Regions from separate parts of the Homo sapiens genome. Here all the other regions are linked to region 1. A link is a loop called in an ENCODE intact Hi-C map of the cell type or tissue named here. Cell type or tissue: mammary epithelial cell. All regions are shown on one strand. Links, peaks and the distances in the headings refer to the core of each region. The heading gives the core; the rest is flanking DNA. Region 1 overlaps PEX14 (peroxisomal biogenesis factor 14). Region 2 has its middle 71 kb from the start of CASZ1. Region 3 overlaps CASZ1 (castor zinc finger 1). Region 4 overlaps PEX14 (peroxisomal biogenesis factor 14). Region 5 overlaps CASZ1 (castor zinc finger 1). Region 6 has its middle 82 kb from the start of CIROZ. Region 7 holds the start of CASZ1 (castor zinc finger 1).

Region 1 (4,367 bases), core at 253-4,252:
CACATGTTGTGGGAGTGCAGCAAGCCAGGGAGAATTCTGGCACTAAGCTGCTGATGCCGCCGTCGAAGCTGCTTGCTGGTGAGCCTGTGATAAATATGGAATCAGCGTTCCTTTCCCTTCCTCTTGCACTGAGTTCTTAATGAGTGCACCTCGAATTACCAATAGCTAGTTTAATCAAAATAAAGACAACAAACTCCAAAGAAAACAGACCAGTTTCTCCCCGCCCCCCATCCCTCTGACCCTACCTTCTGTCCCCTTCTCCACCCAAAGCAAAATAAAACAACCCTGCCACCACCAATTCCACAATTTTGGGGAAATTTCATAATTTTCACTATGTGTCACTTAGAGATAAAACTGAGGTGCAAGGAAGAGGAGTAAATTCTTGTCTTTGCAGTCTCATAACAATGGTTACACCGGAGTCACTGGAGTCACTGTCAGCAACTTGGAAAAAAGCGGGGGGGACTTCAGGTTGAAAAACACCTTTAGATCTAAGATGACTGGCCAATTGAGAGAGATTTGTATTTGAGAGAGCAGGATTTGTAACTGTATAAATCAATGGAATACAGTATACTCAGGGGTTATCTACTATGAACTATGTGCTGTTAAATGCATTGTGTAGGGTAAGTAATCCCCAGTGAGAAGAACTGAGGTTCCTGACAGTCCTCACCAAAGAGATGCTTCCTATGTGTTTTCCACTCTCCTACAAAAGACCTGCACATTGTAATCTTCAGAATACACACTTTATTTTCTGCACGAGGGGGACAGGAGGACAGAGCCTGCCTAATAATGAACCTGGGGTTTGAGGGAGCCTTAGCACTTTGCACCTGACATGTAAACCTGATGCATTGTCTCCAGTGACACTTATTTGGAATGCCACCAATTCCAGCACTCCTGTGTACTACATACACATCTATCTCCTAAGATGTGAGCATTCATTAGCCATCTTAAAATATTAAAAATATTCAAAAATTAATGACACTAACAACCAAAGCCAAGTCCTTTTAACCCACAGAGATCACAACTAGAGGGCAAAAGAAAATGACCAATATAATCTACGGGCCCGAAACCCCATTCCAGCGCCGCACTGCTCCACGTGCGCTGCTCAGAAGATTAAATTGCCTGTGAAAGGTTCCTACGTTCATACACTAAAGTAGATACCCAGAATCCTGTTAACAAGCGTTAGACCAAAGCCAACTCGAGTTTTAACAAGGACTGACTTAAAAAGCCAGGCACTGCCAAGAATGAGAGAACCCTCTTCAAACAGAAATGCTGCATTTTAGTAAGAAATCAGTACTCTGTCAGGAGTTCCTTGACAAATATGGTCATCGGCGGCACAGGGAAATAGTTGCAAAGCAGCTGTTAATCAGAGAAACACATCGTAGAACGCTGATGCTAGCACTCGTGAAAAAATGCAACGGGCTAATTATGAAGCTATATATCTCACTAAAGAGGCCGTGTTCCTTGAGATTCCAGGCAGAGCACTCTCGGATCCAGGGTCCTAGGACAACATAATTCTGGTTTTCTACATGCAGGCTCCTCTCTGATCTACCATTCACAATGCCGGGCTCCCTGTTCTTTCTCAAGTCTACACGCTCTCTTTCTAGCTAGGGAACAGGCTGGGGAGGGAAGGAAGCAGCGGCAACCACAAGCCACATTCCACGAACATATCCAAAAGGTGACATATCCTAAACCAGAGTAGAAGAAAAATCTACAAGTATGCAAAAGAAAGCAAGCGTCGGAATTGTCATTCTCAGTGTGGCAGGAGGGCAAATGTGTGTGAGCCTCAATCCAGGATTTCCCCAGCTGCCAAAATGAAAAGAAAGACTAAAAAAGCAGCAGGAATAAACAAAAACTAGAGGCAGTTCTGTGTGCAACCTCAAAGGGAGAAAGAAAGCTTCCAGAAAGCTGCTCTCAGAGTGTGACTGCAACTCAGGGACGCCAAGGGCCCAATAGCCAGGTAAGAGGGGAAAGTTAATATGCAGAGGAAGGCTCGGTCAGCCAAAATTCAATACGCGCCTCTGCAAGGACAAGGAGGAACAGGCTCCCCGAAACCAGACTAGTGGGAGTAGGGGGGAGGGGCCTGCACACTCGGAGTAAAACCACTGGAATGGCAAGAGGGGAATAACCTTGAGGTGGACGAGCCCGCAGGCGGCAGAAGCGCAGAGCCAAAGTGCCCCCTAGCCGGAGCCGGCGGAGGCGCAGGCCGGGGCGGCCGCTCCGCTAACTCGCACAGCCCAAATTAAGTGTTTTCACTCAGGGAAAATGAAATGTTTTGCAAGATGAAACAGAATGAAAATTGAGGTTTTAGGTAATTACTAGTTGGCATTTACATATCACGGGCTGGTTCAACACCTATTCATTTTCCTCTTTTATTTTCAATTTTTAAAAATTGCTCATTAAAAATGAACAGATGACAGTGACAGGAATTTTTTTTGTACTCTTTCCCCTTCTCTGAGGGTTACAAAACCAAGAGGCAATTTTAGCCCATTTATCTATAATTAACGCACACACAAAGGTATGTTTCATGTACATTAAGGGAGGAAAGGAGAAGGGAAAGTCAACAAAAGCCAGGAAGTTCAACAATAAAGACAGTGAGTTGTACTCAGGTAGCCTCCTGCACCTGGGTAAGGAGCTGGCTAGCAAGTGCCCTGGCACTCAAGGAGTTAAAGGAAAGAGCCTCTCTTTCGACTTGGAATTTCCTGGGTTTTGTCACTGTGTCCTTCCCATTGTTGATTTGGGTTACAACACTATACTAATTAAGCTTGTGGGCCCTAATTTCCTTTGTTTTACTTTACTTTCCTCTGTCCTTTTGTTTTTCACATTAAAGAAATAAAATTCCGCTGGTAGAAGTGCACAGGAGTTGACATGATAGAACAGAATATATTTTAAGGCTATTGTGTAAATCTGTATTTAGGGAATTCTAAAGCATGCATTATTGACCCTAGTCTCTCTTAAAACTCATTGATATATGTAGTAAAAGCCTTTATGAAAAGTGGCAACTTCACATGCACAAAAACTACCTTTCAAAGTGAAATATCTCTGCCATTTATTTTTTTTCCCTTGGCCTTAGTTAAAAATATTGCATGAACTGCTTGCCAGAATGTCATTGTTTTGTTATTTGATTAAAGTAGTTCTTCCAGAAATGTATATTGAAATAAAAAGCATCTTAAACCACCACGCACTATTTAATGTCAAGGGACAGTGATCTTAGGGACGTAAGGGTGACTTTGGAGAGGTGTCCGTGTCCAGCCGAGGACTCTGGGTGCCAACTTCCAGCCCAAAGGGCGCTGGTGCAGTGGAGGAGCACAGCTTGAAAAGCAGAGCTGCTGATGCAGCGGGTGACGGTCACCACGCCACAGAAGGAGCTGTGGAGTACACGCCGGCCTGGAAGAAATGAAACCCTTGCTTGTGGGTTGGGAAGATCAAAGTTCCTTTTTAGGAAAGGTTGAGAAGGAAAAGCGTTTTTCTCCTTCAGGGAGAAAGAAAAGCACATTTAAATGCCTTGTCCCCACGCATCCCCACCTGAATTTAGATAGCAGCCCCTCTAATTTTTGATGCAACCAACAAAGCAGTTACCCAAAGAGGGGAGGAAAAAAGGATGACATTTGCCTTTTCCCTGCCTTTGAAATGCAACTGGCAGCAAATTGTTTGAAGTCCTGTTTAGAGAAGAAACTGTAATAGCCTTCATACTGAAAAGAGGAGGAAAATGCCATTATACACGGATCACGGTAGCAGTGACCTCAGCAGAGAAGGCAAACGAGCTGGCTGCAAGTTGGAGGTTTGGCCAGCGTGCCAGGAACGGAAATAAAAGGTTTATGTGCCAGAGACGAGTGGCAAGAGCTGGGTGCTCGATCCCAAGAGATACCAAGGAAAGACAAGTAGTTCAATTCCTTAACATGATGTTTTTCAACAGCTCCTTGACTGCTCCTTCTTCCAGTATCCCCTGGTTTTATATTTTCAATATTCCTCTAATTTCCCTGCACTGTTAAAGAGGAAGCAGAGAGCACCCAGGCTTCGTGTTGTAAAATTAATGAAGGTGTCAAGCTGTTGAGTTAAATCACTCTAAAGGAATGTAATGACTCAGTGTCCAAGATGCTCCCTGAGAGAACTGTGAGCTCACACAGTGACGGTGGCGGGTGACTCCAACACTAAAAATATGTGGCACACAGTCCCCAGCACCTCCCTAATGATAACACTGCCTCTATTTCCTAGTCTCTTTCTCTCCACCACTGGTTGAATTTCATGCTTTCTGAAAGGTATTTCTCCTAACCTCCAGCAGCTTCAGATGCTCAGCAGATGAAACCCTGCTTCAGCTTCCACTTCTTTTGAAGTTCGGCCAGATGGAGATTGGTGAAGCTCTCTAGTCA
Region 2 (4,367 bases), core at 168-4,167, 340 kb before region 1:
CTCTCATTTCACGCATTCTACGGAAAAGTGAGCATCCTCCCTCCCCTTTAAGAGAGCTGGGGCTGAATCTGGCCCAATGCTGGCTCCAGAGCCTGTACAGCCAAGGTGGGCACTGCTGATGACAAGTGTAGCTGGCAGGCGTGAGACCACCCGAGTGGGCACTGGGCCCCCATCATATCCTTTGGTCTACCCAGAGGGCATCTGCAGCTTCTACTGACAGTTCCCGTCACTCCAACTCAAGTTCCCCAAGGACATCTCTCTGGCCATAGGAGCAAGCTTGGCCCCCTGTGACTTTCAACCAATGACAGATGACAGTTAGTGGATAAATAAGTACCTCCTCCCCGCTCCCAACACCTCTTGGGACAGTCTGGAGCGGAGATCCGCAGGCTCTGCAGGGTCCCCAGGTGAGCTGAGGACCGGCCACCCACACAGGAACTGGCCTGTGACACGGCTTCCTGCATTTTGCCTCCCCTCTCTCTTACCGTTTTCTTTGGGGATCACGCCCAAATAAAGGAGGGGTGAGACCCCCAACTTACTAACAAGAATTATCTTAGCAGACAGAATTATCTTGGGCCGTCCTGCGGGACTCTACACATCCCTCCTCTCTTCTGGCCCATGCACCCCCCTGGGACACAGGTAGAGTTTTTATTTCCAGTTTACAGATGAAGGAACAGAGAGGTAAGACTCCTTGGTCAAGGTAACAGAGCCAAGCAAAAGGCACATAGGGGCTGGAATCCAGGCCTCGCCTGAAGGAGCAAGATTCCAGGGCAAAGGTTGCTAATGGTTGTCAGATATCATCACCTTAAACCGTTGTTTCCTTAAGAGCCAAACGATTTGGGAAACTCTTGTGGGAACCACGTGTTTGCATGTGTGGCCCACTTCATGCATTTGCCTTGCCAGTCTAGGCCCAGGGCAATTGAGTTTGCAACTCATTTTTAGTGACGCAGACCAACTGCTGCTCCAATGGGGAGGGCTTGTAGCCCAGCGCAAGGTTTGAATCTGATCTCCTGGACATGGGGTCCGGGACACAAAGCAGCGTCTGGGTGGGGGGATGGAGTTCCTCTGCCCAGCTCCACGCCTCTTGGCTCATCTCTGAGCAGCTGTGTGATCTTTGGCCCATGGCCGCACCTCTCTGGGCCTTGCTTTCCTCATCTGTAATATGGGGCTTGCAATCTGAATGTGTGGAGTGTTGCTGGGACGAGAGATCTCAACACGAGCCAGCATCTCAGCAGATGCTCAACAAATGGCCCTGGGTCCCCAGCCCCTGTGATGGTTGTTTCTGCCTTCTGGCTTATTAAGGCTGGGCAGGGAGTCAGGGCACAGCAGGAACCACGGGGGATGGAAGGGGGGTGTCATTAGAATCTGTTCTCAGTGAGGAGAGGCCATGAGGCCGAGAGGCTGGCCCAGCTCCCCAGGGGCCTGCGTGATTGGGAGCTAAAGCAGCTGCCTGAAAGAGGCCTCTGCTCTCCTCATTACCTGCCTGTTAGCAGGACTGGCAGGCTTGAAGAACAGGCGACTGCGTGCAGGCTGATCCCCAGAGAACACAGGCATCTTAGGGGACACTCCAAGCCCGGCGGGGGCCTGCTCTTGGTCATCGCTCCCCCCACCGTGTCCTCTACCACCCAAGCAGATCGTCTGCAGCCAAGAAGATCCAATCCTCCCACCAAGAAGACCCCAGGAAGACACTTCCCGGACCCTTATTCTAAAACCACACAGACCCATCTATACACAGTGGGCTTTCCCGTATTTCATTTGAACTTAAAAAAAAAAGCCTTCATATCTCAACGTTGTAAATATTCTGCAGAAACTTGGAAACTCTTATGAAATTGTTTGTACTCATTTTTATAAACGAATGAAATCTCCTTCTCTGCTCTGTCCTTCCGAGCCTGTCCTTCTCTGAGGCTGCAAGTCCTGGTCCAGAAGCCCTGGGGTGAGGGTGAGACGGAATGGGGGGGTCCTGGTCCCCACTGCACCGCGAACCCGGGAGCACAAGAAGGGGCTCTGGCTTGGGCTCTGTGCAGCCTCCCCCGCCTCCCCAAACTCATTCCTCGGTCTTGGCGTGAGTAGGAGGCTGCTCCCCTGACGTGGAGGGTGGGGGAGGAGGGCCTGGCCGGGTCGGGGTTGAGGCGGGGATAGAGGCAGGAGCTCCCTCCCGGGTGGGCAGGGACACGTGCGGGTCCTGGGTCCGGCCGGGTTCGGGCGCGGCGGGGCCGTCCCCGCGCCGCCCGCGGCCGCCGGTAGGGGGCGCCTTGGTCATGCATTATTCATCGCCGGCGCCCGCCCGCCCGCGCCTCCCTCACGGCCCCCGCGCGGGCTGCGGGCTGCGCCGCGGAGCGGGAGCGCGGAGCCTTCACAATATTGTGGCAGCTCCGCGAGTGACGGATCCGGGGAGGCGGGGGCGCGCAGCCTCGAGCGGCTGCGGGGGCGGCGGGGGTTGGGAGGGGTCCCGGGGTGGGGGCGAGGCTGGGTCACCCGGCCTCGAAGCGGGCTCAGGCGGGGGGCTGGCCGAGCGGAGGGCGGAGGCTGCAGCGTCCGTCTGTCCGTCCTCCATCGAGTCAGCTGGGGCAGAGGGAGCATTGGCTCAGCGTGAGGGGCGGGGGATGTGATGGGGAGCAAGGTAGGCGCGGCCCCATCGTTCTCAAACTTACATTCAAAGGTTGCGGGGGTGGGATGCCGATCCAAAGCATGTAAACAGACAAGGAAGATAATTCCAGGCGAGCGCTCTGCAGAAAATAAAACTCGGCTGGGGCTGTTCGGATGGCCAGGGAGGTGACGTTTGTGCAGAGACACTACTGGCAAAGAGGGGCCTGACCTTGGCCAGTCCCTGGGCCACTGGAGTTTCTCTCTGCCCGGCCCCTGGCCTTCTAAAGGTGCTGTAAAAGTCAGCACCCCAAAACCTACACACATCCTGAGAAGCAAGGAGGAGGGTCTTGGGGAGACCCTGCTGCGGGCTGAGGCCCTGAGATGGGGTTCCTGCCCAGCCTTCTTCTGGTTACAGCAGCCAGTAAGCTCTGGGGCCCTGGGCACTGGACATCAGAAGGGTCAGGTTCAAGGTGCCCCCCCTCCCCACTCCTGCACGGGGCGCTGGGCTGGGGAAACTTGGGATCCTGGAGTCTGAGCAGCTCAGCCCCTGGTGGGGGGCTTGGTCCCTCGGCCTCCCAGCCCTCAGCTCCAGGGCCGGGGCTGGTGGGGGGGCAGGTGGGGGGGCAGGTTGGGGGGCAGGTGGAGGGCGTGGGCTCAGGGTCACAAGCATCGGATTTCCTTTCACTTGTACAAAGACTCATTGACGCCTGAGCACATCAATATCCTTAATGACAGTGAGAGGAGCTGGGACTCCAGACGGCCCAGCCCGAGCCCCCCACCCCGCCTCCGCCTCTCCTGTCCTCTCCCCTCCCGGCTCACTCTTCCTTCCTCCTTCTCTCCTGATTCATGTCCCCTCTCTCCTTCTCACTCTCTCTCTCCTTGTTCCGTTCCTCTCCCCTCTCTCTCCCTCACTCCTGCTTGCCTCTCTCCTTTCCTCTCCCCTCCTCTCCCTTGGGTCCTGGTATCTTTCCTCTTCTTTTCTTTCTTTCCTTTTTCTCTCAGCTGTCTCCTCTCCTCTCTTCTCTCCCCTCCCCTCCTTTCCTTCTTCTCTCCCCATTCCCAGGACCTCACAGCTCTTGGGCATTCACAAACTTTCACCCAGCGAGCTGGAGGCTCCAGTGGGCAGCCCCTCTGTCTGTCTGTCTGTCTGTCTGTCTGTCTGTCTGTCTGTCCTGGCCAAGGCAGGCTTACACAGTGGGGCCCTGGGAGAGGCTGCTCCGCTCTCAATCCCGCAACCGCGGTCCCGGAGGGCCCTGGGCTTCTGCCTTTCCCGCGGGCCCCAGGCTACTCTGGGAAATGAAAATGGCAAGTTTGGGTGCGGGGCACCATGGGTGAGGAGAGAGTTTTGGGGAGGATTTTCTGTTTTGTATTTTTTATGACCATATATAATTTCGCATTTCTCCCCTCAGCCTCTGCCTCCTTGGCTCCCAGATGTGTCCCACATTGAAGAATTATCTCTCCTCCCTAGAGTGAAATAAATGCAATCAATATGAGTATTGCTCTCAGGGCCTTGAAATATTACATTAATGTTCCATGTGGTGACATTTTAGCTGGAATTTTCAAATACATTATGATGGTTCAAATTAATATTTATCAGATCAGCTTTTATATTTTGCAAAAGAGAGAGAGAGGGAGAGAGGGAGAGAGAGAAAAGGAAAGACAGAGAGAGCATTATTAAAATACGAAATGCAGATCAAGTCTAAAATCGATGGTCCATTTTCCCAGCACTTTCCAGGGGCTGTCTTTAGCTTTCTGGGTTTGTTTTTAAATTTATTGGTGTTTCA
Region 3 (4,367 bases), core at 222-4,221, 160 kb before region 1:
CTGACCACTATCAGCTGAAGCCCAGGAAGACATTCAGAGCCAGCCAGTGGCTGTGTGGGTCACGTATGCAAGCAGCTCCCCATCTTTGCAGACATCTTCAAATGCACCCAGAAATCACCTCTTCTATCCCTTGCCTCCAGGCTTCCTCCTACACACAGTTGCCCAGATAGGAGAGCAGAGGCTCAGAATTGGGGTGGGGATTGATCACCTGCTGTCACCAGCCAGAGCTGCAAGCCTTTTGTTACGATGCCTTGCTTTGGGGAGTCATTGGGAGCAGCACCCAGAGGCATGTGTATACCCCACAGCGGTCCTGGACACAGATGCCCTCTCTGAGATCCCATGTCGGGAGCAGAGGCACACAGTCCTCTGTGCTGGGTGCCCGGTACGGGCAGTCATACTCCCAGGCTTAGACTTGGGGTAGTTCTGTTCCCTTATTCAGGGTTTTGGGGCCAGGGGCAGCTCAGTAAGGTTTCTAGGCCTCTCCAGCTGCTGTTCCTATGTAGGGATGGGTTGGGGAATCACAGAGCCAATGAGGCTGTGTGACGGCCAGGAGTGGGGACTGCCAGGAAGGCAGTGGGAAGGGCAGTGGAGTAGGGGAGGGATGCCCAACTCCCTGAGAGGCCATTTAGAACTATAGAGCAAGCAGGAAAAAAGGAGAAAAATGAGGGGAAAGTAGGAGAAAGAGTAGATTGTTAACTCCCTGATGTCTTTGCCCCAAGGCCTCCCTGGCCCCTCCCTTTGCAAAATAGAAATATTGCAAAAATAGGCCAGCGCCATGTTGCTGGATGCTGTCCAAAGACCAGGGAAGCCTGGGCCCTGCTCCCCTCCCCTCATCTGAAGGCAGTGTGGCCCCTCCTGAAAGAGGAGCGCTGGGAGAGGCGAGGAGGGCAGCAGGGTAGGTGAAGAAGGGACGGAGAACCAGGTCCTTCCTTAGCAAGGCTGCCCAAGGCCCTGCTCACCCCACCGTCTCTTTCCTTGAGGCCCTCTGGGCCGGATGCGTCACTTAAGTCACCAACATATAAGGACTCTCAAAATATATGGCTGCAGCAGGGACATCTGGGGATGTCCCATGGTGCACGGTTCATGGAGGGGAGAACCCTCAAACTGCCTTCTCTGGCAGAAAAGAAAGAGGAGCACGGGCAGCACAAAGCGCCTGGCTGGCCATGGGCTGGCAGGAAATGAGGTTCCACGTTGAAGGGGACAGGCCTGGAGACGGCGTGGGGCGGGGGGGGGGGGGGTGGCGGGGAGGGGAGGAGGAGCCGGGATGGGCCTCAGACTCCCTGGTTGAGGGTGCCTGTGCTCTACTGAGCGCCCTTCCTAGGGCAGCGGCCAGAGGGGCAAGGCAGGGAGGAAGCGCAAGTGATGGCCGGGATCATGGGTCGGGGGCTGTGGGGAAAGTGGGGCGCCGATCTCCATTCGTCTGGCTGCGGGGCGGATGGCCCAACTTTGAGGGAGGAGTGGGCAGAAAGACCGGAAGACCGGGGAGGCTCTGGGAGGACACTTGGACCCGTTTTAAGGGCAAAACCAAAGCAACGCCGAGGAAACCCCACTGCGTGTCCCAGGCCGGCGCTCCTGGGGCCCAGGGCCGGGGACGCGCGGGGTGCGGGGGCGCGCGGGCCTGACTGCGCCCTGCCCCGCCTCGCCCCGCGCTCCTGTTCCTCCAGCTCCAGAAGCCGCCAGTGCTGTGAGGGGAACACGAAATCCCTGTGCTACCCCAGGAGCCCCGAGCCCGCAGGCAGCGGGCAGGGGAGCAGGGAAGCGCGCGGCCTGGCGGGCGCGGCCCCGCGGCGCCTCACACCTGCGCCCGCCCTCGCGGAAAAGTTAGCGCGGCCGCGCGGGTCGTGGGGCAGGCGCGCGCGGCGGCCGTCGGTCGCGCTCGCGGGGCCCGAGCGGCCGCTGGCAGCATGCGAGCGCGCGCGCGGCCGCCGGCGGCCGGCAAGAGTGGGCGCGTGCCCGCGGGCGCCTTACTCGGGCCGCGTTCCCCGCCCCGCGCCGGGTCCCCTCCCGCCAGCCCTGAGCGCAAGTCCCCGCCTCCTCCTCCCGGAGCCAGAGGTTTGGGGAATCGCAGAGCCAATGGAGCCGGCCGCCCTGCCAGTGCGGCGCGGGCGCGCGCGGCGGGGGCGCGCGGCGGGGGCGCGAGCGAGCGCGAGCCCATTCACTCCGGCACCGGGCGGCGGGCGGCGGGCGGGCGCACCGGGCGGCGGCGGCGGCGGCGGCGGCGGCGGCGGCGGCGGGGCCGCGCTCTGCTCTTTCACCTGCCGGGGCCGGCGCGGGCCGGGCCGAGGAGGCGGCGCCGCGGCCGCCCTGCCAATCACCGCGGCGCCTGGCAGCGCCCCCGGCCGCGCCCGCCCGCCCGCTCCCTCCTGCCAAACTGTTACCCTGAGTGTTACCGGCAGGAGCAATGACATCAGGGCTTTAAAACAACTTGTTATTCGGGGAGTAATCAGTTGCAATTAGGCATTAATTAAGTATTATGAAAGTTGATTATTTAAGTGAATTCGGCTTTCGACTCTCCGACTATGGTGAGTACCGGGCGCGGGCGGGGGAGGCCCGGGGGCCGCGGTCTCGGGCGGCGACCCGGGCGCGGGGCGCGGTCGGCGGGACGGGGGCGCCCCTGGGCCTCGCGGATCCCCCGGCCAGGGCCCCCAAGCCGGGGCCGCGCCGGCCGAGAGTTGCTGCCTTAGTTGGAGAAACTCAGGCGGCGCGGACCCGCGGGCGCGTGCGGGGCCGAGCGTGAGAAGCGGGCGGCGCGGAGGAGAAAGTTTCTCCGCCGCGGCCTCGGCGCCCGCCCGGGACGGGCCGCTCCTGCGGGGCGGGGGACAAGCAGGGCGGGCGGCCGGGGTCCCGCGAGACGCTAACCCCGTGTTTCTTCTCTCCCGGTCTTCCCCTGGTGGCGTTCTGCGAAGAGTTTGGGACCAAGGAGAAGAGAATGGATCTTGGAACAGGTACCGGCCGGTGGGAACGCAGGGGCGGCTCTTTCACTTTTCTTTCGCTTCTTTTACGGAAGTTCTTATTTTTAGCCCAATGAGGTGGCGGCGGGGCCGGGTGGGGGCCGGGAGGGTCGGGCGGCTGCCTCCCGGCGTCCCGGCCTCGGGATCGGCGACTTCTGAGGCTGTTGTTGTTGTTATTTGCCACTTGCTTAGAGGCTGTGACTAATGTGATGCTTGTCATTATGAAAGAACCGAGAGGAGCAGGAGCTGGGGGGCACCCAGAGAGAGGATTTAGGGGGTTTTTGTGGGGTTTTTGTTCTCCGTGTTTTTTGTATGGCTTCGTGTTTTTTTTCTGTGTGTGTGCCTTTTTTTTTTTTTTTTTTTTTTTTTTGTTCTCTGCAAAGATCTTTGTGTGTCTGGCTCTGGGGTGTGTGTTTTTATTTTTTTAGTGGGGGGTGGTTTAGTTTTTGAAAGCAGCGTCCTGTTGGGAAAGGTGGTTAGTCTGGTTTCGGGGCGACTGTCTCAAGGTAAAGGAATTTAATTTATTTGGGACAAGGCTGTGTCGGATGATCAAGCTGCTTATTATGGCTAATGAGTATTTTTCACCTGAGAATCTGTGGGATGAGGTGGCTGTTATCAGTTCAAAGTGAGGGGCCCCGGACTGTCTCCCACCTGCCTCTTTAGCCCCCACCCTAGGGGTGGTGATGGACCAGACAGACTACTCAACGTAGGCATCTGGGTTTGGGGGCCTCCTGTGGGACAAGGCCGGGGGCTCCAGGAGGCCTGGTGCTCACCTGGGGCAGTTTATCCTGATATTTTGGTGTTTTCTTGGGTTTAATCTAATTCTTTCCAGTGTTTTTGCCTTCAGCTCTTGCGGGCTTCCCATGGGCCCTGGCTATTGAAACCAAATTTTGACCAGGACCCTCACGTGCTAGGTTGACAAAAGCAGCTGTCTTCTTAAATGTTTTAAAAGAAACAAGCAGCCCGATCATTCATTGAGACTGATCTCTGAACTCTCCTGGTTCATTGATGGGATAGGTGATACTGGTGGCTGTTAGCGTTGTTGTTTATAATAGGCCCAAGTTCACAGCATCGGCCCTTGGGACCCATGAGCTGATATCTGACCTTCTAAAGGTCAGTGGGCAGAGAGACCGGAGGCAGCCCTGAGGGGATGAGGATGGGTGGCACGGTGGCCGGTGAAGAAGGGCCTGTGTTTGTTGGGGGGAGGTGTCATTTGCAGAGTTTGAGGACTGTGTGACACCAGGTGTGATCTTGGCTGGTCTGACGTGGAGGGCCTGGGGACCTCTGCGCCCGGGAAGGGTGTGACACCCCCTGCTGGGCAAAGTGGTAAAGGTGTCTAAGGCCAAGGCTGCCACCCTGCCCCTCCCTGCCCTCCACTCCCACAGAGAACCTGCCTGCCCCCACCTCCAGTCGGTG
Region 4 (4,367 bases), core at 136-4,135, 69 kb before region 1:
TCAGCTTAGGACCCAAAGCAACTACAATGGATTGGAAAAAATGCTGGCCAGGAAGGAGAAAGGAGCCCCAAGCTGACAAGTCACAGGTGCTAACCCAGTAGCCCAAATACAGGACAAGGCTCACCACTGAAGCTCTGCAACCTGCAGTGGGTCACCCATGCAAGGCACTGACAGATTGACACACTTGAGCACACACTCCCTGGCCTCCCCCATTCAGCCTTCTGTGGACAGCCAAAGGAGGAGATCTCTAAATAAGATCCGTAACACAGACAGCAGATTCCAACCCACTGGCTGGCCCTTCAGCAAGTCCGGAGAAGAGAAGGCCTTTTTGGCTCTACTGCCAAGATCACACCTGCCTAGCTGCAGCTGAGCTGGATGAAAACAGTGCTGAGGTGAGGGAAAGAAGGCAGCTTCAGACCAGGTGCTGGGGGATCAAAACGAATCTGTCATTTTAAAATATGCCTTTTAAAATCTGATATCTAACACTTTTTTTTTTTTTTTTTTTTTTGAGACAGAGTCTTGCTCTTGTCACCCAAGCTGGAGTGCAATGGCATGATCTCAGCTCATTGCAACCTCCACCTCCTCGGTTCAAGCGATTCTCCTGCCTCAGCCTCCTGAGTAGCTGGGATTACAAGCACCCGCCACCATGCCCAGCTAATTTTTGTATTTTTATTAGAGACAGGGTTTTGCCACATTGGCCAGGCTGGTCTCCAACTCCTGACCTCAAGTGATCCGCCCGCCTTGGCCTCCCAAAGTGCTGGGATTACAGGCGTGAGCCACCGCGCCCGGCCTGTCTGTTTTTTTGAGATGGAGTTTTGCTCTTGTTGCCCAGGGTGGTCTCGAACTCCTGACCTCATGATCCACCCGCCTCGGCCTCCCAAAGTGCTGGGATTACAGGCGGGAGCCACTGCGCCCGGCCTTAAAATCTGATATCTAACAGTTTTAAATCATTTTTTGCAAAAATAAAACTTCTGAGAATAACAATTATAGAAAAGGCATTTTGAGAGATCACAGATCCAGTATTGAGTTTCTTTATTTTATTTTATTTTTTTTGAGACAGAGTCTCACTCTGTCACCTAGGCTGGAGTGCAGCGGCGTGATCTCGGCTCACTGCAACTTCCACCTCCTGGGTTTAAGTGATTCTCCTGCCTCAGCCCCCTAAGGAGCTGGGATTACAGGCGTGTGCCACCACGCCCGGCTAATTTTTTGTATTTTTAGTAGAGACACGGTTTCACCACGTTGGCCAGGCTGGTCTCGAACTCCTGACCTCAAGTGATCCGCCTGCCTTGGCCTCTCAAAGTGTTGGGATTACAGATGTGAGCCACTGCACCCTGCCTGTTTGTTTTTTTGAGGCAGAGTTTCGCTCTTGTTGCCCAGTCTGGAGTGCAGTGGCACGATCTCGGCTCACTGCAACCTCCACCTCCCGGGTTCAAGCAATTCTCCTTCCTCAGCCTCCTGAGTAGCAGGGATTACAGGCGCCTGCCACCACATCTGGCTAATTTTTTGTATTTTTAGTAGAGACAGGGTTTCATCATGTTGGCCGGGCTGGTCTCGAACTCCTGACCTCAGGTGATCCACCCGCCTCAGCCTCCCAAAGTGCAGGGATTAGAGGCGTGAGCCAACGTGCCCGGCCCAATGCTGAGTTTCATTAAAGAAACAAAATGGAGCTATTTTCCATAACTTTGTAGTCAATTTTAGCCTTTTTAAACTTTTTATAAGTGATTTCAAGGAGGGCTTCTGGCTGCATTTTGGAGGTATGCATTTATAACTTGTTTGAAGAAACTTTATTCCTATAGTAGCTTTCATTTAAGACAACGAAAGACCCCTCATGGGTCATGATCTCGTATAATTAAAAGAAACATTCAAAAAGGAACTTCATGTTTTAACCTGAAATTCCCTAACAGACCGCTACTACATAAACGTACAAAGTATAGCCAGGACAAGGGAGGGAGGGAAATGGAGGCTGACCTAAACTTACAAATATTAACTTAAAAAAATAGAAGTGGGAGACAGGTTATTGCAGTGAGCAAACAAGAATGCACCCATGAGTCAGATGGTCACGCTGTTTTTAGTGAAACAGTAACATTCAAAAGCACTGGTATGAGGAGATGGGAACAGAATCAATAAATAGTTGTACAGGTTTTCTGCATGTAACCAAAATACCTGAAACAACAATAAAATCATTTATTCTGATCCCTTGTCTCTTCTTAAACCTTTGTCACATACTTTAAAAAGTTTGTCTAGAAGACTGGGGTGTGTCACATTCCTTGGGAAAAACCCAAGAGCTTTCTGCTGCTCCCAGTTTCTCCTGGTTTGCTAAGTCTGGGAGATACAGAACACTGCCCTTTGGCCAGAGTCCTGAATCCCAATCAAGGTTAAGCAGGAGTTTGAGCGGGTGACTTACTGTATGGCTGAGATATGAGGTGAGGGGGCTGGACAGGAACCACCTGTGTGGCTGGGCCCAAGGACGAAGGCTCATCGGCAGCAGTGCCCGACTGCTGGAAGGCCATATCAATCTCTTCATCTGTCAGCCCTGGGGAGAAGAGGACATCATTGCAGGTGAGTACCTTTTGTCAGTGTCCATAGCTGCAACAGAATCTTCACTGAGCAAAGACCTTTACAGCCACAGAATGCCTCGCATCCTAGTAAGTTGCCTCCCCGATTTCAGATTCTCCGGAACCTCTCTCAGTTGCAATTTAACCTTAAGCGACAGAATATTAGCCTCAACACTGCTTCCAAATGTGGCTCATTCAATTTCCTTAATTTATCCTTGAGTTTATTGCTGCTTTTGAAGTCGCTCGGTACTGCAATTCTCCATTCTTCCCCCGAAAACAGATACCATCAACTGCAAATGTGGCTCATTTTAATCTGTAATGGTGTTAAAAAAAAAAGAGGGGAAAAAACTAACAATAATGCACGAAAACAGACAGGGAAACAAAAAACTAATTATTGGGTGAGACGACTAATTAGTCTAGATCGTTTCTGAAGACGGGAATAATTTGCTTTATTTTATGACAAATGCAGAAATAAAAAGAAAAATCAGGACTGACTGTGATTAGTATGAATGGGATATAGAATGTAAAGAAGAAAATAAAACAAGAAAACAGATCAAAACAAGGCCAGGCCCAAACTTTCAGATGATTATTATTCTAGCCTATCACACGCTGCCTGTATCGCCTTTGGCTAGTTTTTCTTTTCCCTTCTTGAAATCCTCCCGACACTCTAAACCACACCATACATGGGACATCAGGAAGTGGCAGGGCGCCATCTGCAGTGGCTATGCCATGTGGAGAGGATTTGCCCACAGAAGAATAAAAGGCAAATGAAAACCCATGAAGGCCGCATTTCCAGTGGGGACACAGCTGGGATATTTCCACCGGGTCTGAGCCAATTTGGGACACTGACTCTTGGGAGGAGGAAGAGAGCCCCATCCAACCCAAAGAACAGAATGAAATGTGGCGCTCAAGTATGAAAGGAGCGGTCACACGGGGCCAGCTCAGGAAGTAGCTGTGTGTACAAAGGCACTCCAGCTGCTGAGAGTGGGAAAAGCAGGTGGGAGGTCACTGTTAGTCTGCAAAAGACCACTCGGCCAGCCCTTGCTGTTCCAGGAATCCCAACATCCAAGCGAGCCGCAACACAGAGCTTTTAAACTACAGCCGAGAGCTTTTCCACATCTGGTCGGCAGCTCTCCATTAGAGGCCCACAGCATGGTATATTTGCCCCTGGGGGTAGATGAAGTACAAGGAGGTTCTGAGGATCAGCATCTTCAAAAGGATGGTGCCTCATACTCCATGCCTAGGGGCTAATAGATGGTGCACATTAATGCTTTAAAGCACAGCTCCGCCCTGCACCATACTGGCATATGAGTTGACTGCAGCCACCCCTCAAACTTTTCATGCCCTACCACAGCTAGTCAAAGGAAAATGCCCGAACTTTTCTAAACAGCCCTGGACTCTTTTTTCCCTTCTCTGTGCTGAGGAGTTGAGGACTATCCCCATTTAAAACTGCAGCTGTTCCCCTCTTTACCCTCTTCACACAGTGGAGCTGGCCAAGGGCAGGCACAGCCTCACCACTGGGAAGTCTGAAGAGCCACCGGGTTGCCCTGATAGCACCATGCTCTCAACAGATTGGTGGGCTGGATGAAAATGCTTCCAGGGTTCACAGCGCATCACGTACCACCTTCCAAAGACAAAAGCTGAAGGTCAGTAGAGTGGAGCTAGAGAGGGGGTGCTTGCTGCAAAGGGACTGCTTTACCCATAATTTCACCTTCCAAGAAGAACAGGGACAGGACCAACAGGCAAGCCAGGCAACAACAGAGAATACCCCCGCCCTGAGTTTGTGCCTCTCAGGTTCCAGCCTGTGTAGTG
Region 5 (4,367 bases), core at 244-4,243, 110 kb before region 1:
ACTACAGGGACCGTGGAGGAAGCCTCACGGGAGTAGCAGCCGCGGAGCTCCAGCTCAGCCCCACCCCAGGGCCCGGCTGCTCCCCCAGGCCTGGGTCGGGTCTGTTTGGCGACTCCCTGGCCCCAGCCTCCGCCCCAGGGAAACCGAGGCTGCGTCCAAAACCCAGAGTAGCCCGCTGGGGGCCGGGGCGGGGTCTCGGCCACCCTGGTGGTGCAAACAGGAAGGATGCGCCTGGTTTTGGCTTTAATGTTCAAAATGGAAAAAAATACAAGAAAGTTGTACAGTATTTTTCCTGTAAAGGTTATTATTCTACATAGAACAAAAAGGAAGAAAGCAGGCGTGGTGAGAGTGCAGACCCGCCTGGGCCCGGCCTGAGGTTGGAGGCTCAGTCCCGTTTATCCTGTGGGATTTGGTCCAGGGTTTTTGTAGAGGCCTTAACTGTTTGAGGCTGTCTGTCTTCACAATAGCACTGATGGGAGCTGCGTGATTCCAACTCTTAACTTGAATTTTGTAGAGACAAGAAAAAAGGACTATTACTGTTGATCCAAGTTTGTAGTTAATTTAACATTTGAGTTCTCTCTTGGTGATGCGTGTGGCTTTATAGGGCTTTTTTTTTTTTCCAGTTTGTTTTATTACTTTGTTTGGGATGCTTCTTCGCTGGTGCAGTCTACCCAGATTGGGTTCCCTTTGCAAAACATCCCCCTTCCTGGAGATGATGATGCCATCGAAGCCCGGGCCAGGGCCTGACCTGGCAGGCACACACCTGGCCAGTGGCTCTGAGGTCCCCGGGGACCGAGTCCCCTGCGAGGGCAGGCTGCCCGAGGCCACACCTGCCCACCTTCCCTACTCCAGGCCACCAGCTGGTGTCAGATTGGGCCACCGGGAGAGAACAGGCCTAGGAGGGAATGGAAGGCTGGCGGGGAGGCTGTCATCCAGAAGCCTCCTCCCCAGAGGTCTCCAGGAGGAACCTGGCTCAACTGGGGGGCAGTGGTTTACTTTTCCCTTTTTTCTTCCTTTCTTTTGTCCTCTCAGCTGCCCACAGCCAGAAAGCCAGGACCACCCGAACTGGACAGGGAGCAGGGAGGGAGGAGTGGTCGCACGGAGCGTACCTGATTCAACAGGAAATCAGTTATTTTCTAAAACAGCCCCTACCAGAGCCTCCTGAACTCTGTGGGCACCACGTGCTGCTGTGAGCATCTGCCCAGACAGTGACCCGCCACAGGCCCCGGGCGTCTGTGGAAGGAGTTTTGTAAAGGAAAAAAAAACACACACACACAAACATTTTTTCAATGTAGCAAAATCAAACTTAAAAAAAAAAAAGAAGAAAAGAAGAAGATGCCGACAGTGCGGAGTCTAGCCTTTTGTAAACTTCATATTGCACACTAGGACTATAAGCCATTGCTAGCTCATTTTGAATTTTAACGTGTAATTTTTGTTTTATTTTCTTTCTGTGGGGAAACAATGCTTGATCCACCAATGCTCTTTTTAATGTTTTATAACTATGTATGTGTATATATATAAATATCAAATAATATGTATGCACATATGTGTGTGTATATATCTATATGTATATACATATATAGATATATAGAGATATATAGAGAGGTTTTGAGACAAAAAAAATACAGAACGTGAAACCCGAGCTGAACAGCGTGTGCTCTGATTACTTGAATCTGGTCTCCTCGGCACCTGGTTATTAAGAACTGAATATTTTTCCACTTGAATTTAGTGCTATTAGAAATTTAATATATGTGTTTTATTTATTTGATTTTTTTTTTTTTTTTTGCATGACTGATGCAAGGTTTGACATTTTCACTCAATAAAAACTGGAAAAAAATCTATCAAGTTATCTTTTATTCTTAAAATCGCCCCCAATCGGCTGGCCATGACCCAGCTACACCGGTGGGGTGACGGGAGGAGTTGGGCACCCTTCGACCCTGGCAGGAAAAGCGGGGAACAGACCAGTTTTGTCCCCGGGCTGCTGGGGACAGAGGTAGGGGGCTCATTCCTGGCCTGGCCAGAAGGGTAGCCTCCTCCCCAGCCCTGCTTGAAGCCCCCACTTGGGGCTCAGGAGCCATCTTTGGGCAGAGCCATTTGACACCAAGGCCTGGGTCGTCGGACAAAGGCCCTGCAGCCTCCCAGGACCCCCACCCCAGCCAACCCTCTCCTCTCCTGGGCTGCTGGGCCGGCGTTGGCAGGGCCACCCTCCTGCCTCCTCCCTCGGCTCCTTCCTCCTTCCTGCAGGGACCTGCCCGGGCTGGGAACGGCGCGTACCCGGATCCAATCCGGATGCTGGCGCGACTCCTGCCTGGAGCACAGGGTGGCAGAGCCAGAAGGGGCCGATAATTCCTGGGTCCGTAGCCACCAGCCCAGAGCCTGAGCTGCCAGCCCTGGTGGCACCGTGGTTGGCTCCCTCGGAAGCACAGTGGCCGGAGTGTCCACCAGACCTAGCCTGGAGTACAGGCCTCCCAGGCGCTCCGAGAGTTTGTCTTGACACTTCCAACTGATGGCCGGCTCCTCACGACACCACATCGTGAGAATCACCTTGGCAGCCCCTCCCTGAGCTGGACTCCAGGTGGCCGGAGCTTCCTGGGACCTTGGGGAGGGGATGTGTGCGGGATCTGCCACATTCTTCCACGCTGAGGAGTCTTACCGGCTCATCACACCCCAGCCACAGGGATGTCACAACCACTTGCCCGATGAGGAAACAGGCAGACTTGGGGGCTGGAGAGGTTCGGTTATCGCAGCACGCTTCTCCCTCACTGAGCCTGGCACCAGCCGGCCAGGCACCAGGCACCAGGGACCAGGGACGGCAGGGGAGTGGCCTCAGCCCACAGCGCCCAGGCCTGTGTCATTTCCCACCGCAGAAGTGCGTCTCCAGCCCAGCCCCGGCGCGCGGGCACTCCCTTTCTTCTTTCCTCCTGGAATGCAGCCCACAGGCTATTTACATAAATATGTTTGTAACAGACATGAAAATATATACTTTTTTCTGTCTTATTAAAATGTTCAAGTTGGAACTCGCCTATTGTTTGCGGATATCTTGATTCTGTTAAATAAAACAGTGACTAATTTATGGGATAAAACACAAGTTCAACAAATTAAAACCATTATTGGAGCTTCCCAGGCCCTGGTGGGCCTCCCGTGGGGCCTGAAGCGAGGCAGGGAGCCAAGCCCTGAGCAGCCGGTGGGTGGGTGGTGCAGCCACAGAGCTCCCTCTAGGCTCCGGCACAGTGGGCAGCTCTCTGGGGCAGCACTGACTCCTGGGGCCCAGGGGAGGGAGAATGGGGACTCAGGGTGGTTTGCTGACCTTGGCCAGACCCCAAAACTGCCCCCTGGTCTTCTGGGCCTGGATGGACCACACCCAGGGTCAACCAACCTCACGACAAGCAGGGCCCCGAGTCCAGCCCAAGGAAGGGGAACGGGGACTCGGGGACCTCTCAGAGGCATCTCAAGGCCTCAGGACGCTGCACCCAGGCCAGCCCATGATGCCACATCCCAGGCCCCGCCCCAGAGGGTGGAGAGAAGCTCGTACCCCCACCAGGCATGTGTTGCCCACTCTGAGACCGCCCCCAAGAGCCGGGAGGGGGCCTGCAGCTGCGGGTTGGGATGGGCCCAGGTCCCACGGCACTCCCTGTGGCTTGTTGGACTCAGTAGGAAATGCAGTAAAGCATGCTTTCCTTCTGGGATTTAATTAGCTGTGGTGTGTGATGCTCCTACACCCAAACTGGGGCAAATTCAAGTGTTTTGCAACCTCCTGGAAAGGGCCAGAACCCGCCGCACAGGCTCAGGGCTGAGCTCAGGGGCCTGCCCACCTCCCACGGACCTGGCCCAGCAGGGGCGCCACCAGCAACCTGAGTCACCCGTGGGCGCCGGGCCTTGGCGCTCACGAAGCGGCCTTGCCCCAGCCTGGACATGGCGACAGGCAGCCCCCTTTCTGGGCAGCATACCAGGCCACTGGGCAAAGGCCAGCTGCCCATCCACTGTCACGGGAGGTGGCCCTGGCCCCACAGGTAGCGTTGGTCTAGGACCAGGGCTGGCAGCAGTGCCCTCTGAAGGGCTGGAATCCCAGAGCCTTGTCTGAGAATGAAGCAGCCAGGCCCCGGCCATCCTTGCTGGGAGGTGCCTCCGCACCCTCTGGGGCAGGTCAGGGAGGAATCGGCAGCTCCCAGGGGGCCCACAGCCAGCGCTGGAGCAGCTGGACCCAGTGGCTTGGCCTCCAGTAAGCCCCATGCCCCACACCACTGGAAGGAGGCAGGGATCCCCAAGAAAGAACCTCGCTGCCCGGAGCCTCCCTGAGGCTGGCTCCTCCCCCTGGGGCTATAACGCATCTGGATGCCAAGTGTCATGGTGGTGTTTAAAGCCATGAC
Region 6 (4,367 bases), core at 193-4,192, 370 kb before region 1:
GCCACATGCCTGGGCCCCAGGGGTGCTGGTCAGCGGTGGGGACACCTCACAGACCCGGCAGGGTCCAGGGCTCCCACAAGTCAACCTGGGCCAGACCCCACCACCTCGGGGTCCTTGGGTTCTCGGAGTGGGGTGGGGACCAGGCTCCAGCGTGGGCAGAAGCGGGAGGCGGTTCCTGGTGACTCAGAACTTGCTTTTGTCCCTCTGTGAGATTCACAGGGAAAAAACAAAGCACCGGGCAATTAACCGGAGCAAGTCGGGTGAGTGGGGAGGGACAGGCAGGCCCAGAGGCCCCCACTCTGACACCTCACCCACCTGGCAATTGGGAGGGCCCCACCCCGGGGTCAGGAGCACTCACGTGACCAGGGTGCCAGGGCCCCTGGGGGGCGGGGCCTGAGCTCTGCCCCTCACCCCAAATGGGCCCTGCCCCCTCACCCTCATCTGGCCTCCTTCCAGCTACCCACACACGTATGCCCTCTCCCTGCCGCCTCATCCTCCCATGCCTAGGGGCTCCGCTCCTTTCCAGGACCAGTGCCACTTCCACACTTGTGTGCCCGGAACTTCCGGCTCTGCACACACGTCTGTGCCGCTGCCCCCCACTCCCCAGCGTGTGCCCGGGCCTCACGTGTGTGCCCAACTTGCTGCCAGCCCAGCACTGAGTCAGGGCGTGCCTGCCCGCCTCTGGCACCCGGAGTAGACGAGTAGACGGGTGGGTTTGTTTTTCCCTGTGTGTTTTGGGTTCAGGAAAAAAAAATCCACAAACGAGCTCTCCCTAAGGCGCTTTTCCCTTCATTTTTCTGCCCAGGTGTCTCTAAAGGGAACTTCATTGTCTGTTTCAAATTCATTTGCACTTAACTCATCTAGAAGTTTTGCAAGAGCTGTTTGAAGTCCAAGGAGCCCTGAGCACCCTCTCCACCTCTCCCCACCCTTGTAATGAGCCCTTTAACCCTTAGAGACCCAGAGCTGCCTCTGGGCCTGAGTCAAAGGCTCTGCTGTCCCCTCCCCTCCTGCGCGTGGGAGCGAGCTTAGGACTGGGTAGGAGGCGGGAGTGGCATGGGGTGGGTGAGGCTCTGTCCAGCTTGCCCCCTCCTCTGGAACACACACCTACCTGGGCATCTCTCAGTGCCCCCCTCCACAGTGGCCTCAGGCTCCACTGGGTGCAGGGCCCAGCTGTTGGGGCTTTGAGCCTCCCCTACTAATTAATGGGTGCCTGCAAGGGCTGACCCAATCAGCCCCCAAATTAATCTCAATTATAGCGATTTGGTAACTGCAGCGCTAGCCAGCCTGATTGAGCCGGGATTTCATCACCTGAGAATGGTGAGCCGGAACCCAGACAGCTCAGCCTCGATGTTATTGGCAGGGGGCGGAATTGTGGGCGGGGGGAGCTGGGTGGGGCTCTGGGGCCCCGGGCAGCCCAGCCTTTATCACCACCATCAAATTATTTCATGCCAGCTAATACTCACATTGGCAGCCCGGCCTGCCATCCCCGCCACACACACCCCCGTCCCAGGTACTGGGGAAGGTGGAGGAGGCTCTGGGTGGATCTCGGGCTGCCTCTCCAGGTCCCCTGAGCTCACAGCCTGGAGGGGAGGCTGCTGAGCCCAGTGGAGCCCAGAGAGGTTAGGCTCTGGAACTCCAAAGTTGGGCAAAGGTCCACGCTCTAGACCCCGAGATCCAGCTGGGCTGCCTCCCCCAGGACTGCGAGGCCGGGAGGCAGACGTGGGCAGATGACTCTGGTGCGCTGGCAGTTCCCTGCGGTTTCCAAAGCCCTTTCCCATCCAGTAGCACTGGTTTGCTCCCTGCAACATCCCCACGGGGCAGGGCAGGGCTATTAACTCCATTTTACAGAGGGGGAGGTGGAGGCCCAGGGAAGAGGCAGGGCTTGCTCAACGTGTCAGTACAGGAGCCAGGGCTCTACCAGGCCGCAGGACTCCCAGTGCAGTGCTCTTCCCACGAGAACACATCAACTGGGAGATGTTCTCCTGCCCCCAACTTCAGCACCCCCACATCCCCATCACACACCCAGCGCCTCCTCTTCCTCCTCCTCCTCCCTGCGCTCTAACTGCCCCAACGTGTTGCCATTTGCTCATTCATTCAGGCAGCCCGACTTCTCCAAGACTCAGTTTCCTCATCTGCAAAATGGGGTGAAAATCATTACATCTGCTCCCCCACTGACCCCCCACAGGACCCTTCCTTCCTTCCTTCCTTTCTTCCTTCCTCCCTCCCTTCCTCCCTTTCTCTCTCTCTCTCTTTGAGACAGTCTTGCTCTTGTCACCCAGACCGGAGTGCAGTGATGCGATCTCAGTTCACTGCAACCTCTGCCTCCCGGATTCAGGGGATTCTCCTACCTCAGCCTCCTGAGTAGCTGTGATTACAGGCGTGTGCCATCGCGCATGGCTAATTTTTGTATTTTTAGTAGAGACAGGGTTTCACCATGTTGGCAAGTCTCATCTCAAAGTCCTGACCTCAAGTGATCCGCCCCCTCAGCCTCCCAAAGTGCTGGGATTACAGGTATGAGCCACCGCGCCCGGCCCCCTACAGGGTATTTTCTATGTCCTAAAGCCTTCTTTGAGTGTGAGGCTTCAATTATTGTTTTTACGAAGAGTCATGGTGGCAGCAGAGGGTACCAGAGACCTGGCAGCTCCTGGTCTGTTCCCCAGCCATGGGGCATGTTCATGTGGACAGAAGGAGAGCGGGAGGGCCGCCTCCCTGGGGTCAGGCAATGGCTCTCTATGGTGGAATCCAGGCAGCCGAGGCCAATTGAGGGAGGAAGTCTTTGGGACCCTTGCTCATCACCCTGGCCCACCCCCACCGCCAGTCAAGACCCCTGCATCATAACATTCCAGCTCCTGGAGGACTGTGAAGTCTTTGGTCACCTCCCCCTGAACCCACGAATGAATGAATCAGGTCATACATCCTGTGGAAGAGATGGAAGAGACACTTAACACAGCTCAAGCTACTTCCACACGCCCTCCTGCTACTTCCTTCCACCCTGGCCTCTGGGGGGCTCCTCTGTCTCCAAGGCCCTGTCTGCTGCACCCTTGGCAGTAGCCCCGGGGTAACTCCCACCACCCCGCCCTCTCAGCCCTGGGCCTGGTTGGCCAGCTGGGAAGGGGTCCAGAGGTCAGGATGGGATTCTCTCGGTAGTGCTTTGCCAGGCCCCCAGCATCACCAGTGAGCCGGGGCAGCACTCAAGAGCTGTCACCCTGCAAGGGAGCCAGGGCCCTGCGAGGCCTCCTGCCGGCCCCCACTTCCCGCAAACAGTGGCAGGATGATTGATTTTGCGGGAAGAGCAGCCCCAAGGGTGGGGGCGGGGAGCCGGGGCGCCAGGGGATCCTCACTCCATTTGCTTGTGGCTGTGAGTCAAGGCCAGGTCCCTCTGGGCAGGGTGTGAGGTGTTCCCCGCTGTGCCTGCTGTGGGAGGGCAGGGAGGGCCTTATGGGGCTTTCCTACAGCAGGTCCAGGGCCCTGGGGTCTGACAGCCCTTGAGGGGGCCCTCTGACCCCTGGGACTCCTGGTCACCCCGTTAGAGGATGTGGCTGGTGTGGCTCACCCCAGGGAACATGAGTCCTCCCTCACTTAGTCTGAATTCTGCAGCTGGGCTGGGGATGCGGAAGGGCAGGGAGAGGCTGTATCCTGGGCTGAGCTGGCCCCAGTCTGCCTGGGACTCCTGCCCTACGGCCAGGCCTGCCGAACTCCCTCGGGACCTGAGGGGGAAGGAGGGAGCTCTGAGCCATTCGAGAGTCATGGGTACATATGCCCAAAGACAGACAGACAGACACACACACACACACACACACACACACTCGCCAGGATTCACAGGTCTCAGGGTCAGGTCCTCAAGGCCTCATACCCACAAACATGAGCACCTCACACAGGGCCATGGTGTCCTGGAAACGCGCTAATATGAGTGGACTCCAAGCAAACCCCGCTCCATGCGGCTGCCCCAGCAGTGGACACAAAGACAGCGACACCTTCAACAACAGGGAAGGAGGGTTTTCTTGTCTCCTGTTCCTATTGGAGAGACAGGCAAACTGAAACCCAAGAAGAGAAAATGATTCAGACCCTGGGTGAGTTGGCAGCAGTGAGCAAGTCCCAAGAGGTCACCTGGATTCAGGATGCTCCGGAAAAACAGGCCAGAGCCCTCTCCGTTTGTCACATTTTTCCCCAAGCTTTTGGGCCTGGCACAGGTGCGTGTGTAGTGGTGGTGGAGGCGTGGGGGGTGGGGAAGCAGCTTTTTCTAGCATTGCCCGAGAAGGGGATGACTTCCGCCTGGATTGAGAATCATGGAGGACTTCTTGGAGGAAGGGATGGCAGGTGTTCTTCATGAGGGAGGAGGAGGAGGCAAGCAGGAATTTGGGGGCGGG
Region 7 (4,367 bases), core at 256-4,255, 270 kb before region 1:
GCCTTGGATGGTGGGGGCGGCAATGGAGAGTAACCAATCAGTGGTCTTTGAGGGATGTTAATTATCGTTGTGTTGCTGCTTCCAGTCAATTATTGGGATAAGGAGGGGGGAAAACAAAATGAACCCGAAACATGTGTCTAATGTCTAAATCTGGCTTTCCTGTGTGGACAGATCCTGAATGGACCCCCAGAACTATTCCAGGAAGTGAGGAGCTGGTTTTTTGAGCTGGTTTCTTCCCCAGTCCATCTAACACAAGCAAATATCACTGAGTATCTAAGGAGTGTGGGATGGCTCAGCTTCCTCTCCCAAATTTGTTGGCTTTATTAGGGCACAGGGCAAATCCTGGCCTCCTCAGGGCCAGAGGGCCATCATGTCTCCAGTCTGTGTCCATATGCTTCTGGACAATTAACTTCCAGTTTAAGGCAGGACATGGGAATGCATCCCGGAAGATGCTTGTCTTAGACAATCATCATACAGGGTTTTGGGTCGTTTCTCTGGTCCTGAGAGGCTTTCCTGACACCTTGCAGATTAGGCTCCAAATACTACCAGCCTGCAACAATGTTTACCAGCCTGTGGCATTGCCTCTTAGTTTAATGCATTCTGTTGAGCAGGGCTTGAAGCTGTGGGTCATACTTTGAATTTATATTCATTTATTCCACAAATCATTGATCTATTTCGTTTACTGTTATGGTCAGTTTCTCACTTATCTCATCATCTGGGTGTTTTCAGTTTCTTTCATGCCTCTCGATATTTCCATCCCACGCTTATGCTGAAGGGAAAAGCAGCTCAGGCCTGGAATGAGGGGTGCGCTTGCTGAGAAAGGCAAGACCAGAGCTACAGGGCCTCAGCACTGAAGCTGACTACTAGGCTCAGCTGGTGTGGCCACCTCAAACCAACTGGGAAATGGGAAGTCTGGGTATGGGAGAAAAGGGGGTTTCTTCAATAAAGTATGAAAGTGCCCCTCAAAAGGCCCTTCCCCCCCATCTGGGGGCAAGGGGATTATCTCTCGCAAGACACTGCTTTGTTTTGTTTTGTCAGAAATGAGGTCTAGCTATGTTGCCCAAGCTGGTCTCGAACTCCTGGGCTCAACCGATGCTCCTGCCTCGGCCTCCCAAAGTGCTGGGATTACAGGCGTAAACCACCATGCCGGCCCCCAAGACACTTTTTAGCCTATTGCCTTGGTTTATTTTCTTCATGGATACTTTCACTCTCTGAAATAACATTATCCACTTGTTTTAATGTGTATTATCTGCCCCCCCCCCAGCCCCTCCATGTAAGGTTCATTCTGCACGGCCTATCTTGCTCACTTAAGGATTTATTTCTTGCACAATAGATTGAATGAAAAACTCCCTTGCAAAGAATAAGTGCAAAGCAGATATCAAACAGTGAGAACATTTCGTTCCTTTGGGTTCCACAGTTCTAACATTCTAACTTGCAAAAAAGAGCCAGTTCTTCTGTCGAAAGTGGGAACCGAACTCGGGCTCTCTCGGGGTTCAGAACAGGTGGAAAGTAACCCCCCCCCCCATCCCTTCTCTCTTTTCCCCTAGCCTCAACTCAACTCAGCTGGGGGGGGGTGTAGAAGCCTCTGGACCTGCAAAAGGGGGCCGAGCGCTCAGATGCTCCTCCGCAGGCCGTGCGACTCGCCGCGCGCACACGCTGAGCTCAGCCCGGGCGGTGGGTGGGAAGGATCCGGGAGGGGCAGGTCTGGGGGTGTGAGGGTGGAGCGGAGCCCGGCCCCGCGATCCGGCCCGGGTTTTGCATGCCACCCACTCGCCCGCCCGGCCGCGGAGAATTCCATAATCACAGCGGGCGAGAGCGGAGACTGGGAGCGAAAAATCCGGGATCCGGCAACTTTGGGCAGCGCATGCGCGCCCGCGGCGCTCCATCCCAAACACACACACATTTTTCCCCCGGACTTGGAAAGTCACCCAAAGCCGCCCCAAGTGCAGGTAAGAGACTCGGCGCTCCCTCCGCCGCGGCCCCCCCACGTCCCCCAGCTCCGCGGGCCTCCCGGGGCGCCTCCCCGTCTCTCCCCCTGTCCCGGTGCACCCCCCCCACCCCCGGGGCTGCCGCTTGCAGCAGGGAGCGGGCGAGCGAGCGAGCGAGCGAGCCAGCCAGCCAGCCTGCGATCGGCGGCTGCCACCCAACTCCGGCCGTGCGGAGGCAGGGGGCACGGAGGGCTGGCACCCGGGCGCGGGGCGGCGCGTTGCCTGCCGTGGCCAGGGGAATGCCCGGCGCGCGGCTCCGGGGGAGGGGAGGGCTGCTCCTCCTGGGGGTCGCTTACTCCAACTGAGGGGGTGGCGGGGTAGGGGAGAAGAGAGGGAGGTGCCAGGCGCGAGCACAGGACTTTGCAAATAGGGTGGGGGCGCCCCACGCGCTGTGGGCTCCCGGGGGGGCAGGTGATCTCCAATACCGGGTAATCACTCCTTCCCCTTAAACCCCCACCCCACCCCACCCCCCAGCAGCAGAGGGGTCGTGCGCTCTCCAGGGCAGAGAAGGAGGCGGGGTGAGGGGTGCCTGGGGTGACTTTGCAAGACTTTGCCCATGGGAAGGGGTGGGTGGGGAACCCCTCCAGCCGGCTCTTGTGCCCGGATACCGGGTGTAGGTGCTGCCAGCAGAGGTAGGCAGTGTTCGCTTAGGCGCGGGGTGCCAAAGGGTATCCCCCATAGGAAATCGAAGGCAAGAGATTTCTTAGATGGGGGGAGCGGCGCCCCCTTTTTCATCTGTGCCTGGGAAGTTTATCTCAAGTGCGCTGCTCCAGGCGCGGCAAGTGGCGTTCCTCACTCCCTTCCCCACCCCACCCCCTGCCTCCCCAGCTGAAGGGCTGGCAACACAGGGCACGGGGAGCCGGGGCATCGGCCCAGAGCTGCCCGGCTGTCGGCTGGAGCCCGCCTGGGTCCCGGGGAAAGTTCGGGCGAGTTGTTGCCGGCTGTTGTGTGCGCCAGAAGAGAAGTTGCGCCCGGGGACGTGGGACGCTGGGCTGGCGGGCTAGCGGGCTGGTAGAGTGGTGCGCTCCGGGGGGGCTCTGCAGCGTGGGAGAGGGTCGGTCGGGGTCTGTTCCCCCAGGGTGGGCTGAGGGTGACCTCGGAGCTCAACAATTGGGGAGGAGGAGCCCTGAATCCAAGGGCACAGGGCTGAAATAGGCACCTGGTGAAGGACAGAGAAAAAAGTAGTTTGTGGGGGCGCAGGGAACACCAAAGGGAGAGAGCCGGTTTCCCGGTCACTTAGGGTCCGGCTTAACGGCAAAGGAGAGCGTGGTGACTGACGGAGGAGCGTCGGGGAGCGGGGATCCAGGGGGCGCGCGGGAATGGGGGATCGGGCCAGACCGAGTCAGGGATCTCCCGGGGCAGGGGGCCGATTCGTGCGCCCGGGGTGAGCCGGACGGGCGGAGCGGCGGCCGGTTTATTTTTACTCGGTGGCATTTGCAGAATGTGCAGCTGATGGCCGTCGGCCGCCAGGAAGTTTTGCTTTCTGTTCTTTCTCTCTCTTTCCGAAGCCAGCACTGCCGGGAGCTGGCGGGCCGGGCAGCCGGGTCTGGAAGGGGAGGGGGCGGCCGCCGGGGTGGCGAGGTGCGGGCAGAGGCGCGCTGGGGCCGCTGGCGGGGGCTGGCCGGGCGCGGGCGGGCGGGCGGTTGCTGGGCCGCTGCGGAGCGTTTGGGCGAATGTCTGTCCCCGGCGCTGGAAGCTCCTCCGCGAAGGGAACAGGTGTATGCGCCGTCAATCACGGCTGGAGGGACACTTTGGGGGCGTAGATTAAGATAATAATAATAGATTTTTCTCTAAGGGGTGGGCGCAGATTCTTCTTCCAAGTCATCCCCGACCCGGGTCCGGAGTTGGGGGAGGCTAGTGGAGCGCTGAGGGAGGCAGGGGACCCCCTCTTCCTCCACACAAGTTCCTCTGCCCCAGCTTCAGCTTGGAAAGCCGGCTCTGGGCGCGGCGAGGACCTCCTTCCAGCCACGCTGGCTACGGTGCGGGTGCGGGTGCGTGCCCACCGGAAAAGCGGCAGTAGCGCCTCTCCTGAGTATGGAGCTCCCCCAAACCTGGATCACTGGGCCACGGGGCGGAGTGTGCGTTTCTGACCGAGTGGAGTGTGGGGGTGCGGCCCTCATTGTGCGTAGTTGTCCCGCCGACACCCGGTACACTCAGGGGGTGGCGAGGGGGAAAAGGCCCTGGTAGTCGCGGGGCAAAGTTAGTAAATTTAGGACGTCTCCGAGCTGGTACAGGCGCGCGGTGAGAGCGCACGAGGGGACTGGAAAACAGATCGCCGGATAATCTTGGTGTCCCCCCGCCCAACCCACGACGCGCGCGCGCGCGCACACACACACACACACACACACGCATACACATACAAACACGCACACACACGCG

What was found. A loop is a pair of places that touch in the nucleus more often than their neighbours do. Peaks named below come from ENCODE experiments on the same cell type or tissue, not always from the same donor. Only the 100,000 strongest peaks of a DNase experiment are listed, where the experiment ranks them.
Region 2: a loop joins it to region 1, with 7 times the contacts of the local background. A loop is called at or near these places in 18 of 110 quality-filtered maps.
Region 3: it touches region 1 in a loop (7-fold over the local background); 31 of 110 quality-filtered maps call a loop at or near these places.
Region 4: a loop joins it to region 1, with 3 times the contacts of the local background. A loop is called at or near these places in 11 of 110 quality-filtered maps.
Region 5: a loop joins it to region 1, with 6 times the contacts of the local background. A loop is called at or near these places in 19 of 110 quality-filtered maps.
Region 6: it touches region 1 in a loop (2.9-fold over the local background); 2 of 110 quality-filtered maps call a loop at or near these places.
Region 7: a loop joins it to region 1, with 10 times the contacts of the local background. A loop is called at or near these places in 24 of 110 quality-filtered maps.

The regions. Positions count from the first base shown.
Region 1 is chr1:10,528,263-10,532,629 of GRCh38, reverse strand. All of the region lies in intron 2 of PEX14 (peroxisomal biogenesis factor 14), which reads right to left. Among named protein-coding and RNA genes, the nearest start is that of PEX14, 55 kb to the right of the region's middle. RefSeq lists an enhancer at 3,386-4,367. In mammary epithelial cell, for the core only: a CTCF peak has its summit at 2,178; DNase peaks (open chromatin) are centred at 2,079, 3,839 and 4,089; H3K27ac peaks cover 2,929 bases.
Region 2 is chr1:10,865,167-10,869,533 of GRCh38, reverse strand. No RefSeq gene overlaps it. Among named protein-coding and RNA genes, the nearest start is that of CASZ1, 71 kb to the right of the region's middle. RefSeq lists an enhancer at 799-1,670 and a silencer at 2,160-2,389. In mammary epithelial cell, for the core only: no CTCF peak of the experiment used is centred there; no DNase peak of the experiment used is centred there; H3K4me3 peaks cover 941 bases.
Region 3 is chr1:10,692,452-10,696,818 of GRCh38, reverse strand. It overlaps CASZ1 (castor zinc finger 1), which reads left to right. Exons shown (of 21, transcript NM_001079843.3): 4 at 2,907-2,945. The coding sequence starts at 2,930. Among named protein-coding and RNA genes, the nearest start is that of CASZ1, 100 kb to the left of the region's middle. RefSeq lists silencers at 1,841-1,900, 1,911-2,110, 2,221-2,390, 2,691-2,780. In mammary epithelial cell, for the core only: no CTCF peak of the experiment used is centred there; a DNase peak (open chromatin) is centred at 2,018; H3K4me3 peaks cover 1,531 bases; H3K27ac peaks cover 798 bases.
Region 4 is chr1:10,597,404-10,601,770 of GRCh38, reverse strand. PEX14 (peroxisomal biogenesis factor 14) reads right to left here. Exons shown (of 9, transcript NM_004565.3): 4 at 2,405-2,533. Among named protein-coding and RNA genes, the nearest start is that of PEX14, 120 kb to the right of the region's middle. In mammary epithelial cell, for the core only: no CTCF peak of the experiment used is centred there; DNase peaks (open chromatin) are centred at 2,060 and 2,280; H3K27ac peaks cover 2,069 bases.
Region 5 is chr1:10,634,074-10,638,440 of GRCh38, reverse strand. CASZ1 (castor zinc finger 1) reads left to right here. Exons shown (of 21, transcript NM_001079843.3): 21 at 1-1,837. Among named protein-coding and RNA genes, the nearest start is that of CASZ1, 160 kb to the left of the region's middle. RefSeq lists an enhancer at 2,519-3,481. In mammary epithelial cell, for the core only: a CTCF peak has its summit at 2,274; DNase peaks (open chromatin) are centred at 2,300, 2,800 and 3,580; H3K4me3 peaks cover 1,017 bases; H3K27ac peaks cover 3,220 bases.
Region 6 is chr1:10,897,459-10,901,825 of GRCh38, reverse strand. No RefSeq gene overlaps it. Among named protein-coding and RNA genes, the nearest start is that of CIROZ, 82 kb to the left of the region's middle. In mammary epithelial cell, for the core only: no CTCF peak of the experiment used is centred there; DNase peaks (open chromatin) are centred at 245, 845, 1,435, 1,775 and 2 weaker places; H3K4me3 peaks cover 1,130 bases; H3K27ac peaks cover 1,994 bases.
Region 7 is chr1:10,794,146-10,798,512 of GRCh38, reverse strand. It overlaps CASZ1 (castor zinc finger 1), which reads left to right and starts at 1,867. Exons shown (of 21, transcript NM_001079843.3): 1 at 1,867-1,949. In mammary epithelial cell, for the core only: no CTCF peak of the experiment used is centred there; a DNase peak (open chromatin) is centred at 1,822; H3K4me3 peaks cover 2,756 bases.